Linked DNA regions of Homo sapiens: regions 1 and 2 are each linked to region 3. A link is a contact called in ENCODE Hi-C or POLR2A ChIA-PET data. All regions are on one chromosome and are shown on one strand. The core of a region is the stretch at or near the end of the contact, and the rest is flanking DNA. Distances in the headings are between cores, read along the strand shown.

Evidence for each region. Hi-C counts contacts between places; a loop is a spot of excess contacts on that map. ChIA-PET counts read pairs that join two places held with the same protein, here RNA polymerase II (POLR2A). Pooled maps may share reads with other maps.
Region 1: a loop to region 3 is called in a pooled map, with 10 times the contacts of the local background. The contact joins the promoter of MPEG1 here to the promoter of PRPF19-DT in region 3. A Hi-C loop is called at or near these places in 4 of 37 single-sample maps with no recorded cell type and 4 of 50 pooled maps.
Region 2: POLR2A ChIA-PET joins it to region 3 with 10 read pairs in naive thymus-derived CD4-positive, alpha-beta T cell. The contact joins the enhancer-like site here to the promoter of PRPF19-DT in region 3. A Hi-C loop is called at or near these places in 1 of 168 maps with a recorded cell type or tissue (CD4-positive, alpha-beta T cell). POLR2A ChIA-PET finds 5 or more read pairs at or near these places in 1 of 52 experiments (naive thymus-derived CD4-positive, alpha-beta T cell).

The regions. Positions count from the first base shown.
Region 1 is chr11:59,210,538-59,214,556 of GRCh38, forward strand. MPEG1 (macrophage expressed 1) reads right to left here and starts at 2,390. Exons shown (of 1, transcript NM_001039396.2): 1 at 1-2,390. The coding sequence starts at 2,328. The coding sequence ends at 178. It also overlaps the pseudogene RN7SL42P. RefSeq lists an enhancer at 2,367-2,566.
Region 2 is chr11:62,103,408-62,107,307 of GRCh38, forward strand. No RefSeq gene overlaps it. Among named protein-coding and RNA genes, the nearest start is that of INCENP, 19 kb to the right of the region's middle. RefSeq lists an enhancer at 1-169. Within about 2 kb of position 1,849, at least 11 of the 41 ENCODE cell types and tissues checked have a DNase peak (open chromatin) inside an H3K27ac peak, as active enhancers do; they include CD4-positive, alpha-beta T cell, where a contact is called at or near this core.
Region 3 is chr11:60,905,449-60,908,964 of GRCh38, forward strand. It overlaps PRPF19-DT (PRPF19 divergent transcript), which reads left to right and starts at 1,331. Exons shown (of 2, transcript NR_186697.1): 1 at 1,331-1,395. PRPF19 (pre-mRNA processing factor 19) reads right to left here and starts at 1,137. Exons shown (of 16, transcript NM_014502.5): 1 at 916-1,137. The coding sequence starts at 934. RefSeq lists a silencer at 730-829 and enhancers at 769-1,356, 1,470-1,589.

The DNA.
Region 1 (4,019 bases), core at 1,140-3,639, 1.7 Mb before region 3:
CTCTCCCCAATCCCAACCTTATCCATGTAACAGTATGAATTTCCTGGCCCAGAGACCTAAACAAGAAGTCACGAATATACCTACTTTTGGTTGCACTTGCCATTTCAATGCTTAGGAAAACAGAGTGGTCAGCAATGACCACACTGGAGATGAGAGAAACCATTTTCGGGGAGAGATTTAAGCTGGACTCTGCCCCTGCTCTTGGTAAGTGGTGTCTCCAGTTGCTGCAGTGCCTGGAACCAAACTCTGCCTTTCCTCAATTGCCTGATATGCTTTCTTCTTGAACTTCCGGGTGCCGTAGATGGCCAAGGTGATAACAACAGCCAGAATGGTGGTGACCCCCACTGTGACCCCAGCTGCAGCCCCTCCTGACAGACCACCACCATCCCCATGGATGACATTCATGGCCCTCCGCAGCTCTATCGGTTCTCCCAGCCTCCACTGGTGGGTCTGGGAGTCTTTAATCCAGGATCTCGCATTCTCAGAATTGGTCACTATGACAGTATTGGTGGCAGCCTGACTCATGAGGGGTGGCCGGGTGAAAGGTGGGAGCCTGGCAGGGGGCAGGGACCCTCCTGTGAAGAGCCCGGATTTGACGCAATAGGACACTTGGCATCCATCGCTGATGAGGGCTGGGTGCTGGCTGAAGCCCCCGGGGCACTTTTTCAGAGACGGTGCCCCTAAATCTCTGGATATAGCAGGATCTACCAGGGGGTTCCCAACTGTGCAGCTAAAGAACCCGCCAAAGGGGACCGCAAACCTGCTTCCCAACTCATAGTCCTGAGAAACACATACCTTGAGGTTTTCAAAGAGTCTCAGTGGAAAGTAGCCGGCTGGGCATGACTGTGCATTTGTCATGGGGTTTATGCTCTTGCTGCTGAAGAGGCCCCCAAAAAGCAGTCCTGAGTTTTCAGGTACTTGGCTGCTGGCCACACACCAAAAAGCCCTAAATTCAGCTTTTGCCACCTGGAACACATCTTCACACACGGTCTTGCAGAAGACGAGGAGAGTGCACTTTCGATGACACTCCAGGTGGTTGTAACCCTCCTCGTGGATCTGGGATAACAGGTGCACCGGGGAGTAGCCAGAGGGGCAGGAGAAATCACCAGTGAGTGGATTCTTCTGCTCCAACTTTTGGCAGAGGAGGACATCCCTATTCCCTGAGAGCTGAGTGCATTCCTGATAAACCCCACCGAAAGAGAAGTTGGTCATTTTCCCCTCGCAGGAGCCATCATCCGTGTTGGCCTGAAAATTGAAGTTGGGAGAATTGAGATCTGTGCAGCCAGGGTAGGTGTTGAATGTATAATAGCGCTTCACAGCAGTTTCCACTGTCTTTGACACCTTCTTCACCAGGGGGCCTGGCAAGTCAGGTAGCATGTTGGGGTTGATGAAGAAATGCAGCGGCAGGCCAGAGCGGTCGATGGCCACCAGGTGGTTGGTGATACCCTGCTGCCAGGCCTGGAGGGTGATGCCTGGGTAAAAAGGAACCCCTCCAATGCTCTGCACCCTGGAGTTGGTTCGGTTTGAGAGGTAGCTCTTGGTGAGGACATTCTGCGAGGTATAGTTTTCCTCAAATTTGAAGTTCACGGTGTTTTGAAAGGCAAGTCCAGCAGAGGCGGTCACGGCACTACGACTGCTCTGGCTGTCTTGGAGGAAGGAGGCCCTGAGGTGGTCCTCCTGAATAAGAGCAGCCCCAGCGTCGACACTGGTGGTGACGTGGGTGCCATAGTTGAGCACCAGGAGTTCTGCCAGGTAGGTGGCCATCCTCGTCTGGTTGTTCTCTAGACGGTCAGAGATGTCAAGGAGTTCCTTCCTAAAACCTGAGCTTAGCTCTAAAGTTGGGTTGATTTTGACTGTGTAGACGAGGTTTCTTACCTGAACTCGGGTAGTTATAGCTTGGTCCTTCACTTGGAGGGTCTTCATCCTCTGGAACTCAGTGGAAAACTTGCCATTGACTTTGGAAAAAAGAGAGAGTTCTGTGTTGATGGAGTAGGAGGTGCTACTCTGGTAATTTGCCCAGGATTCCAGGATTTCTGAGTTCATCTCCAGGTTGCTCTGTTTCTGGGGAATGGTGAAGATTTCATCAGGGATGATATACTGTCCATCCTCTGTTGTCCTGCAGTTGGAGTAAGTCAATTCCATAACTCGTCCCATGTCCACATTCCGCAGATTGTCCCAGCCCCCTCCAGGTAGGACTTCCAGGACAGGTAGTTTCAAGGCATTCTTGCATTTTTGAACTCCAACTTCGTCCATCTCTCCCGAAGGCTTGCCTGATTTAGCCCATGCTGCCGCTGCCCAGAAGAGGATGGTGGCCCTGAAGTTGTTCATGGCTCAGACAGCCCCAGCCACTCACCAGCCCTACACAGCGGCCAGCAAGCTTTGGGCAAACTAAGATGGAGAAAACAGAAGCAGATGATGAAGCGGAAAACTCATGAGTTCTCTAAAAGCTACAAGTTCCTCTTTAAGCTAATTTAATGACAAAATGGGGAAACGAGAGTTGGTTGGAATATTAAAGACCATCAGGTCTTTGAAGAATTTATGCCGTACTAAACATGCAAACACACCCCTACATGCCTAACAGGTAGCTATCCTAATTTTTCCCCCAGCTCTGGCTGGTTACTCTGCTGCAGGGGTGTGCACTTAGAAAAAAATCCCGACCCCACACCCTACTGCTTCCTCCACCAGAAAGTTTGGCTTTGCTTTTTGCTCATTCTCTTGGACTTGATGTTTCATATTTTCCCTGACTGCTGTCTCTTGGGACTCCATTATCAGTTTTCTTTTACTATAAATGCAGAGGCAAATGACCACACCACCCTTACTGAAACACCCTGGCTCCACCATACCTATGCAAGCTGTTAGTCAAGGCCAACCCTGGGTTTCCTCTTTGCCTGAGGGTGGAGGCTGTTTCCACAAAAGAAAGGAGTGAAACTCTTGGACACTTGTCCTGTGGGTTTCACTGTTATGAACCATAGCAATTCTGTCTTTGGGGATGGCATTGTCTGGAGCACAGCTGACAGGGCCTGAAGAGGATTCGGTTGCAATATGCTGGGAAACCCCAATTTGCATTGTCCTAAGCATTCAAAGCGAGGGCAAGGAACTCCTACACTGTGTTGTTTTCATTCAGATAGAAATGTTCAAGACAAAACCACACTATTATCTAGATTTTGATTTATCAACAGCAGACAGGGGCCAAGGAACATATGTGTATGTGTACACACATTTATATATCCTCTGTGTGTGTGCATTTTGTATGAAGTTGGTACCTGTTATACCTTTAATTTTTTGTTCCATTGCTAAGTGTGTGTAATCAGTTTAGGTGGATAAAAAAGAATGTGGCTCTTCACTACCCAATATTTTTTCTAAAAGCAAAAATTCATTTGCTATATCATTAGAAGAATATAATTACATGAGTTTCTTTTCAAGTTCCAATGCCAGCTCTATTAGAGCCCATAATTTAAAACAATGGTGACAGGTTTGATTGAAACCCAACTCTGTTAATTCTTTGGGACAATTAGGCTATGTCTTAGTATGCTTAGTGGTAGCCAGGGAATCCAGAGGACTTAGTGAAGCTCCCAGTTGCATCCTTAACATTCCCAAGATTATACCATGAACTAGATACAGTACTGAGACTGAAAAAGTCATGTTGCAATTCACAGGTATCACTACACCATCACCTGTATGCATCCTGGAAGGAAGGTTCCAAGGAGTTGAATTCCTCTGTTGGTTATTAATGCAGCAAAGAAGTGTTTTTAGAAAGAATGAGGCTAGTTATCTTGCTTCCCAGGCTGGGCTTCACCAGTTATTATCAAAACCATGATGGTGTTCTATAAATCTAGAAATACTGCATTCCGGGTATATTTTTTTTTCCAAGACAGGGTCTTGCTTATTGCCCAGGCTTGAGTGCAGTAGCTATTCACAGGCATGGTCCCACTACTAATCAGCATAGGAGTTTTGACCTGCTCCATTTCCAACCTGGACCCGTTTAGCCCTCCTTAGGCAACCTGGTGATTTGCTCCAAG
Region 2 (3,900 bases), core at 599-3,098, 1.2 Mb after region 3:
GACAAAGCTTAGCTCTTTCAACCAATTGCCAATCAGAAAATCTTTGAACCTACCAATGACCTATAATAGAGGCCCCACTTCAAGACATCCCACCTCTTTAGTCTGTATACACTGATTTATGATTTTACCTAAAATTCCTGTCTCCCTAAAATTTATAAAACCAAACCATAACCCAACAACCTTGGGCACATTCTCAGGACTTTTTGAGACTGTTCCCCAAGCCATGGTCACTCGTATTGGCTCAGAATAAACCTCTTTTAATATTTTAGTGTTTGGTTTTTCTGTTAACACTCTGCATACAACAACTGGGTCTCCCACAATTTAATTCAATTTGACACTACCCAGAGTTAGGGGAGACCCCACAGGTTAGGAGCTTACTTCCCACAAGACTGTTCCCCCTTCAGATGATGACACAAGTAGTGGGTCCCCAGGTGACCCACAGTTCCGTCTGACATGGCTATAAATCAAGGGTTCCCCTAAGCCCCCTTCATGTTCAATAATTTGCTATAACAGCTCAGACAACTCAGGGAAACACTTTACTTATGTTTACCTGTTTATTATAAAGGATACAAATGAACGGTGAGATGAAGAGGTACACAGGGCAGAGGTCTCTGGAAGGGTCCCAAATGCAGGAGTGTTTGTCCCTGTGGAGTTTGGAGTGTGTCAACCTCCTGGTTCGTGGATGCATTCACCAACCTGGAAGCTCTTTGAACCCCATCTCCATCATTTAGGGTTTTTATGGCAGCTTCATTACATAGGCATGATTAAGGAAAACACTGATCGTGAGTGATTCACTACATCTCCAGCCCCTCTCCCTCCCCTGAAAGTCATGGGGTGGAACTGAAAGCTTTAACCCTTTAATCACGTCTTGATCTTCCTAGTGATGGTATGATGTGGCTGTGTCCCCACCCAAATTTCATCTTGAATTGTAGTTTCCACAATCCCCACATGTCATGGGAGGGACCTGGTGGGAGATAATTTAATCCTGGTGGTGGTTACCCTCATGCTGTTCTCGCAATAGTGAGTTCTCACGAGCTCTGATGGTTTTATGAGGGGCTTCCCTCCCACCCCCTCGCTCTCATTCTTCTCCTTCCTGCCGCCATGTGAAGAAGGATGTGTTTGCTTCCCCTTCTGCCGTGACTATAAGTTTCATGAGGCCTCCCCAGCCCTGTGGAACTGTGAGTCGATTAAACCTCTTTCCTTTAGGCCAGGCATGGGGGCCGAGGCAGATGGATCACTTGAGGTCAGGAGTTCAAAACCAGCCTGGCCAACATGGCGAAACTCTGTCTCTACTAAAAATACAAAAAAATTAGCCAGGCATGGTGGCAGGTGCCTGTAATCCAGGCTACCTGGGAGGCTGAGGCAGGAGAATTGCTTGAACCTGGGAGGCAGAGGTTGCAGTGAGCCGAGATCGTACCACTGCACTCCAGCCTGGGTAAGAGAGGGAGACTCCATCTCAAAAACAAACAAACAAAAACCACCAGCAACAACAACAACAAAACACCTCTTTCCTTTATATAAGTTACCCAGTCTCAGGTATTTCTTCATAGCAGTGTGGGAATGAACTAATACAGGTGACTACTCACATGTGGCAAATGCAGACAAGGGCACTCTGTGCTATTGGGATGCTGAGGTGGGGGTGTGATAGGAGTTTGGCAGGACTTGTTTCCCAAGACATAGGTCACAAGGACCCCCCTGATAAAACAGGATGTGGTAAAGGAGCCAGCCAAAACCCCCCAAAACCAAGATGGTGATGAAAGCGACCCTTGGTCCTCTCACCGCTCATTATACACTAATCATAATCCATGATTTGTCCATGGTGAAGGAAACTCCCACCAGAAACACGACAGCTTACATACGCCATGGCAACATCCGGAAGTTACCCTATATGGTCTAAAAAGGGGAGGAACTCTCATTTCTGGGAATTCTCTGACCTTTTCCTGGAAAATTCATGAATAAGCCACCCTTGTTTAGCATGTGAGCAAGAAACAAACATAAAAATAGCAACCTGCAACTCTCACGGCTGCTCTTCCGATGGCATAGCCACTCTTACTCCTTTACTTTTAAAATAAACTTGCTTTCACTTTACTCTGTTAACTCTTGAATTCCTTCCTGTGCAAAGCCAAGAACTCACGTCGCCTCCTGGGCTGAACTCCAATGTGGGGGTTCACCCTGTGACAGGTGGATGGGCTGGAGTCCAGGAGTTCGGGTCCAGCCTAAGCAACATAGTGAGACCCCCCATCTCTATTTTTTTCTCAGACAGTATAAGAGACAGATGAAGCAAAGTGCATAAATGGCTGTGAGGAGCATGTGGTTTGTCAAAGCTGGAACTTTATTTACAAACAAGTTCCAGCATTATCTGAGTGGGTGCTGCTAACAATTATAGCGTGTTCTTTCAAACTGCAGACTGGGATTAGACGGTTTGCCAAAAAGCCACTGAGTACATCAAAGCGAGAATTCTGAATTCTCCATTTATCTTCAGATTTATCACTCCCTCCCTCTGTGCCCTTCTCTGCATCTGCTGTATGTGAGTATGGAGAGTCCACACAATTCAGTCTGTACCAGTGGTCTAGGTTTTCAACTACATCTCATTGGTCAAGCATGTTTGCATTCACAGAAGGAACCCTACCCCCATTTTTGTTTTCCTGTTTTATTTTTAGTACATTTTAGGCCTTAAGAATGTAGGGTTTTTTTGTTTGTTTTTTTTTCCTATGAGACGGGAGTCTTGCTCCATAACCCAGGCTGGAATGCAGTGGCATGATCTCGGCTCACTGCAACCTCCCCGTCCCGGGTTCAAGCGATTCTCCTGCCTCAGCCTCCCATGTAGCTAGGAATACAGGCATGCACCACCATGCCTGGCTAATTTTTTTTTTAATTTTTTTTTTAATTTTTAGTAGAGACGGGGTTTCACCATGTTGGCCAGACTTGTTTTGAACTCCTGACCTCAGGTGATCCGCCCACCTTGGCCTCTCAAAATGCTGGGATTACAGGCATGAACAACCATGCCTCACCAATAGTGTTTTATCATACAGAAATAGAAATTACAAATCTCTCAGGAAGTTCTTTGGAAGTGCAGCTTTAAAGACATACTTTTTGACCCCCACTGTTTTCTTTTGCCCAGCTTGGATATGTGTTCTGCCTTCATTGTCTCTTCAAGGAGGCATTCACAGGCAGCAGAGCTCTTTTGTGGAGGAACTTTTATAACATTGTCAGTTGCTTTAAGCAGACGTTCTCAAGGCTGATCTGTAGGCTGGATCCAGTGGCTGACAAGGATTTTACTGATTTGTACAATACGAGAAAAATAAGAACAATGCAATGAGTTTTTCATAAAGGAATTTTTTTTTTTTTGAGATGGAGTTTCACTCTTGTCGCCCAGGCTGGAGTGCAGTGGTGCAATCTTGGCTCACTGCAAACTCTACCTCCTGGGTTCAAGTGATTCTCCTGCCTCAGCCTCCTGAGTAGCTGGGATTATGGGTGCCCACCACCATGCCTAGCTAATTTTTGTATTTTTAGTATTGATAGGGTTTCACCATGTTGGCCAGGCTGGTCTCTAATTCCTGACGTCAGGTGATCCGCCCGCCTCGGCCTCCCAAAGTGCTGGGATTACAGGTGTGAACCACCGTGCCTGGCCTCATAAAGGAATTTATTTGTGTCACTTTGACGTATTCTGAGATTGCATGCCCTCTTCTTTTTGAGTTTAAATGTCTTTTATAATAGTAGGATAATAAGAGATAGGTGTTAAAAAAAAACCCATACATATTTACTTAATAAAATTAACTCAATGCTTAAACGTATTTGCAAATTTTGCTACTCTGTGAAATCCAAAAGTCCAGAGAACTACCATTTTAATGAATGCAACTTGAGATTTAATGTGATACAATGGATTTAATAAGATTTAAT
Region 3 (3,516 bases), core at 81-2,580:
GGTTCTGAGAAGAGAAGGAAGTGAATAGCAAAAGGGAGGGGAAACGAGTAATCTGATGAAACAACGAAAAGGGAAAGGAAAATGTCTGTACGTCATGATAAAATATCAAAGGGAAAGATAGTGGAAGGTATGAAAAAAGCATGGATTCAGGGTCCAAGATCCGTGTCACCTAACTACGTCACCCAGCTCTGCCACTGACTAGCTACGCATCCTTAGATAAGCCCCGCTCTTCCTGCGCCTTGCATCCTCATCTGCAAAACCAGGATCTTTATTTCTCCTTTAGGGAATTCTTGTGAGGATAAAATGAGATCATAGACTTGGAAGCGCGTTGTAAACCAATAAGGGCTTATAAATGTGCGCTGTTTTTATTAGTCATACAGTGTAAGGCTGGGAGCCAGATACCTGGCTGCCAGCCTTGCCTCTACCTCTAACTCATCATGTGACCTTTGCAAATTGCAAAAGCTCCGACTATCCGAGCGAGGCCTCGCAAAACATCCACTGCAATGCTCTCGATTTTGCAGATGGGGAAACCGAGGCCCAGAGCCTTGAGCCAATTCATAAAGCCAATGGGAGGCGGACCCTGGACAAGACCTCGAGTTTTCTGACTCCTACATTAAGGCTGCTTCCCTTGCACCAGCTCTCTCTGTCCAGACCTGTTTCCACTCTGTAGAATGAGGCGACCGGCCTCAGTAATGTCTGCGACAATAAACCTCAGGCACTATGTAAACTGCGGGGCACTGCGCAAATGCACCCCGCTCCGACGGGGGGGGCTCCGGTGCTGACAGGCCGCCGCTCGGCCTCCGGAGCGCCCCATTCCCGCCTCCACCCCGGCCCGGGCGCCGCAGCGGACCGCACACGCTCCCGCGCCGCTCTCTGGCCTCCTGAGACCCGCGCTTGGCCGCAGCCAACACTCACTGGAGCAGATTAGGGACATGGCGCCGTCACCGTGCTCCGAGGCGCCACACGCCGGGCTCCGGGACTAGCTTCTGAGCCTCCGCGAGCCACTTCCGGTCCCCCGCTGCTGCCGGGACTGCTCCGCGGCGAGCTGGGAGCCGCCAGCCGAGCGATGCTAGCGTAGCGCTTCACGTGGGAATGGGGACAGCCGCGCGCCACAGCCTTCAGCACCTAACGGAAATTGCCCTTTCCCAGAATGCAGCCGGGCAGGAAAGGGCCCGCCACGAACACTCGGTTATTTCCGGATTGACTCGGCTCGTTCCGTAAAGCGCCGGAGGATTGGCTGGGGCGTCGGGAGAGAGGAGGCTCGAAACTACATTTCCCATGACGCAGTGAGAATTTAAAACCAAAACAATTGGACAGCACTTGTTTTGACAACTGTGCGGCACTGTGCCACGGGACCCTGGTCTTTGAAACCTTGGCGTGCGCGAGAATTTCCCAGTGAGTTTGTTAAAATGCAGATTCCTCGGGTCTGCGTAGACAGACTGTGCCCCACGCTTTTCTAAGTCAGTTGTTTCTCGGGCTACCCTTTAAGAGACACTGCTGGATGGCCTGGTGAAGAAAATACAGAAACAGATGGGTACAAGAACTAAGAAAACGGCTAAGAAAGTGTTTTGGTCCTGACTACTACCATTTCGCTCTGTGATTTGGGGCAATTCACATTGCCCTTTCTTCTTTGTCAAAAGACAAAATCACAACAAACTTAGTTCAAAGATTTTTTTTTTCTTAAGAGACGGACTCTGGCAATGTTGCCCAGGCTGGAAGGCAGTGGCTATTCACAGGTGCGGTCATAGCAATCATGGCTATCACAGGTGCATCCTGGAACTCCTGGCCTCAAGTGATCCTTCTGCCTCAGCCTCCGGAGTAGCTGGGACTTAAGGTGCGATTCTATAGAATTGGGCAGTGCCTCATACTATAAAATATAATGGTTGTTCCAATGAGCTGAACAGGAGAACTTGGTTTTATAGACAGAAAAGGACTGAGGAAAACAGGAACAGAGAACAAAAAGCGGATTGGTCATTTGGTAATTTCAAAATTACTTTTCTTGTAAAGGTTAAAGTGGAGGGGACTTATCATGCCACCTAAAACTTGCCTGTTTGGGAATTTAGCTCCCCCCTACACACACACACACACACACACACACACACACACACATACACACTCAGAAGGTCGTAAAGATCTTCGTTTCAGCTTATTGGCGTGGAGCTTCAGCAGGACTAACTCTTTTTAGCTTGGTCTGTTAGGCCTAGCAGAAGAGCTCAGTCCAAACCAATGGCCTCCTATAAATTTCTTTATTTTGTATTTTGGATTTTGTATTTTCTATTTCTCTTCCAGCTCAGATAGTGTATGATTCTTTGTGGATATCTGTAAGATAAGATACTCTCAGGAATCATGCAAAAGACGTGGTGTGGACTGTAAGGTATCAAGACAAAAGGGCAGGATGAACAGGATGTGAGTGAGAGGGACTTTGACAGGTGGGCAGTATTCAGAGGAGAAGGAGAACGAAAGGCATTCCGGAAGAAGAAACAACGTAAGCAAAAGCTTGGAGAGAAAAATAAAAGTTACAGGTACAAAAGGCAATATGGCATAGTGGCCAAGAGCATGGACTCTGAAGTCAGACTGTGTGCTCAAATCCTAGCACCACTCAGGTGATTGGCAGTATGAACTTCTCTATGCCTTAGTTTCCTCATCTGTAAAACAGAGGGAGTGATGACAAGGGTAGAACTAACTCACTGAACTCTTATGAAGAGTTAATATGCAAAAGGGCATCTCATCTCTGTCTTGCACCAACAAAGTAACTTCCCACTTGTTCCTTGCTTCCAGCCTGGCCTCCTCCTCCTAATCTACTTTCCACAGAGCAGACAGTGATCCACTTTGAACGAAATATCTATTCATGTTATTCCCCAGGCATTTCATTCATCCAACAAATATTGATTGGGTGCTTCCTATGTGCCAAGCCCTATTGTAAAAACTGGAGATAGAAAAGGTCAACAAGAAAGACACAGTTTCTGCTGTCTTGGAGCTTACACTCTACTGTGGGTGGTGGGAGCACAGAGACAATCAACACTTAAGAAGAAAATTCCAGAGTAGTAAGTGCTATGAATACAACAAATCAGAGCAAGGTAGACAGAGGTGCTGGGGATTGGAGGAACGGCTACTTGAGGCAGGGCACTTAGAGAGTGCATCACTGAGGAGCTGATTTTTTTGCTGAGAACTGAATGAGGGTATGGAGCAAAAAAGTTTCCCCTCTGCCCTCTAAAGATTTGCTGAAATTAACTGACAATCGACAGAATAACAGGAGAAAAGGCATACAAGTGTATTAGTGTGTGAGTGTGCACAGGAGTAATACAAAATATGAGGCTCAAAGAAGGAACAGGTGGCTGATGCTTACTTAAATGGCACCCAGGAAAGACGGAGATGGGGGAAATGTAGGCAATTTTGAGGGCTAGCAAATAATTTTTAGGGAGGGCTAGCAAATAATTTTTAGGGGAAATGAATGAGCCCCAAGAACAAACAATGCCTTGGGACAAAGTTCTTATGAGCTCTGGAGGAGGTGGCAAC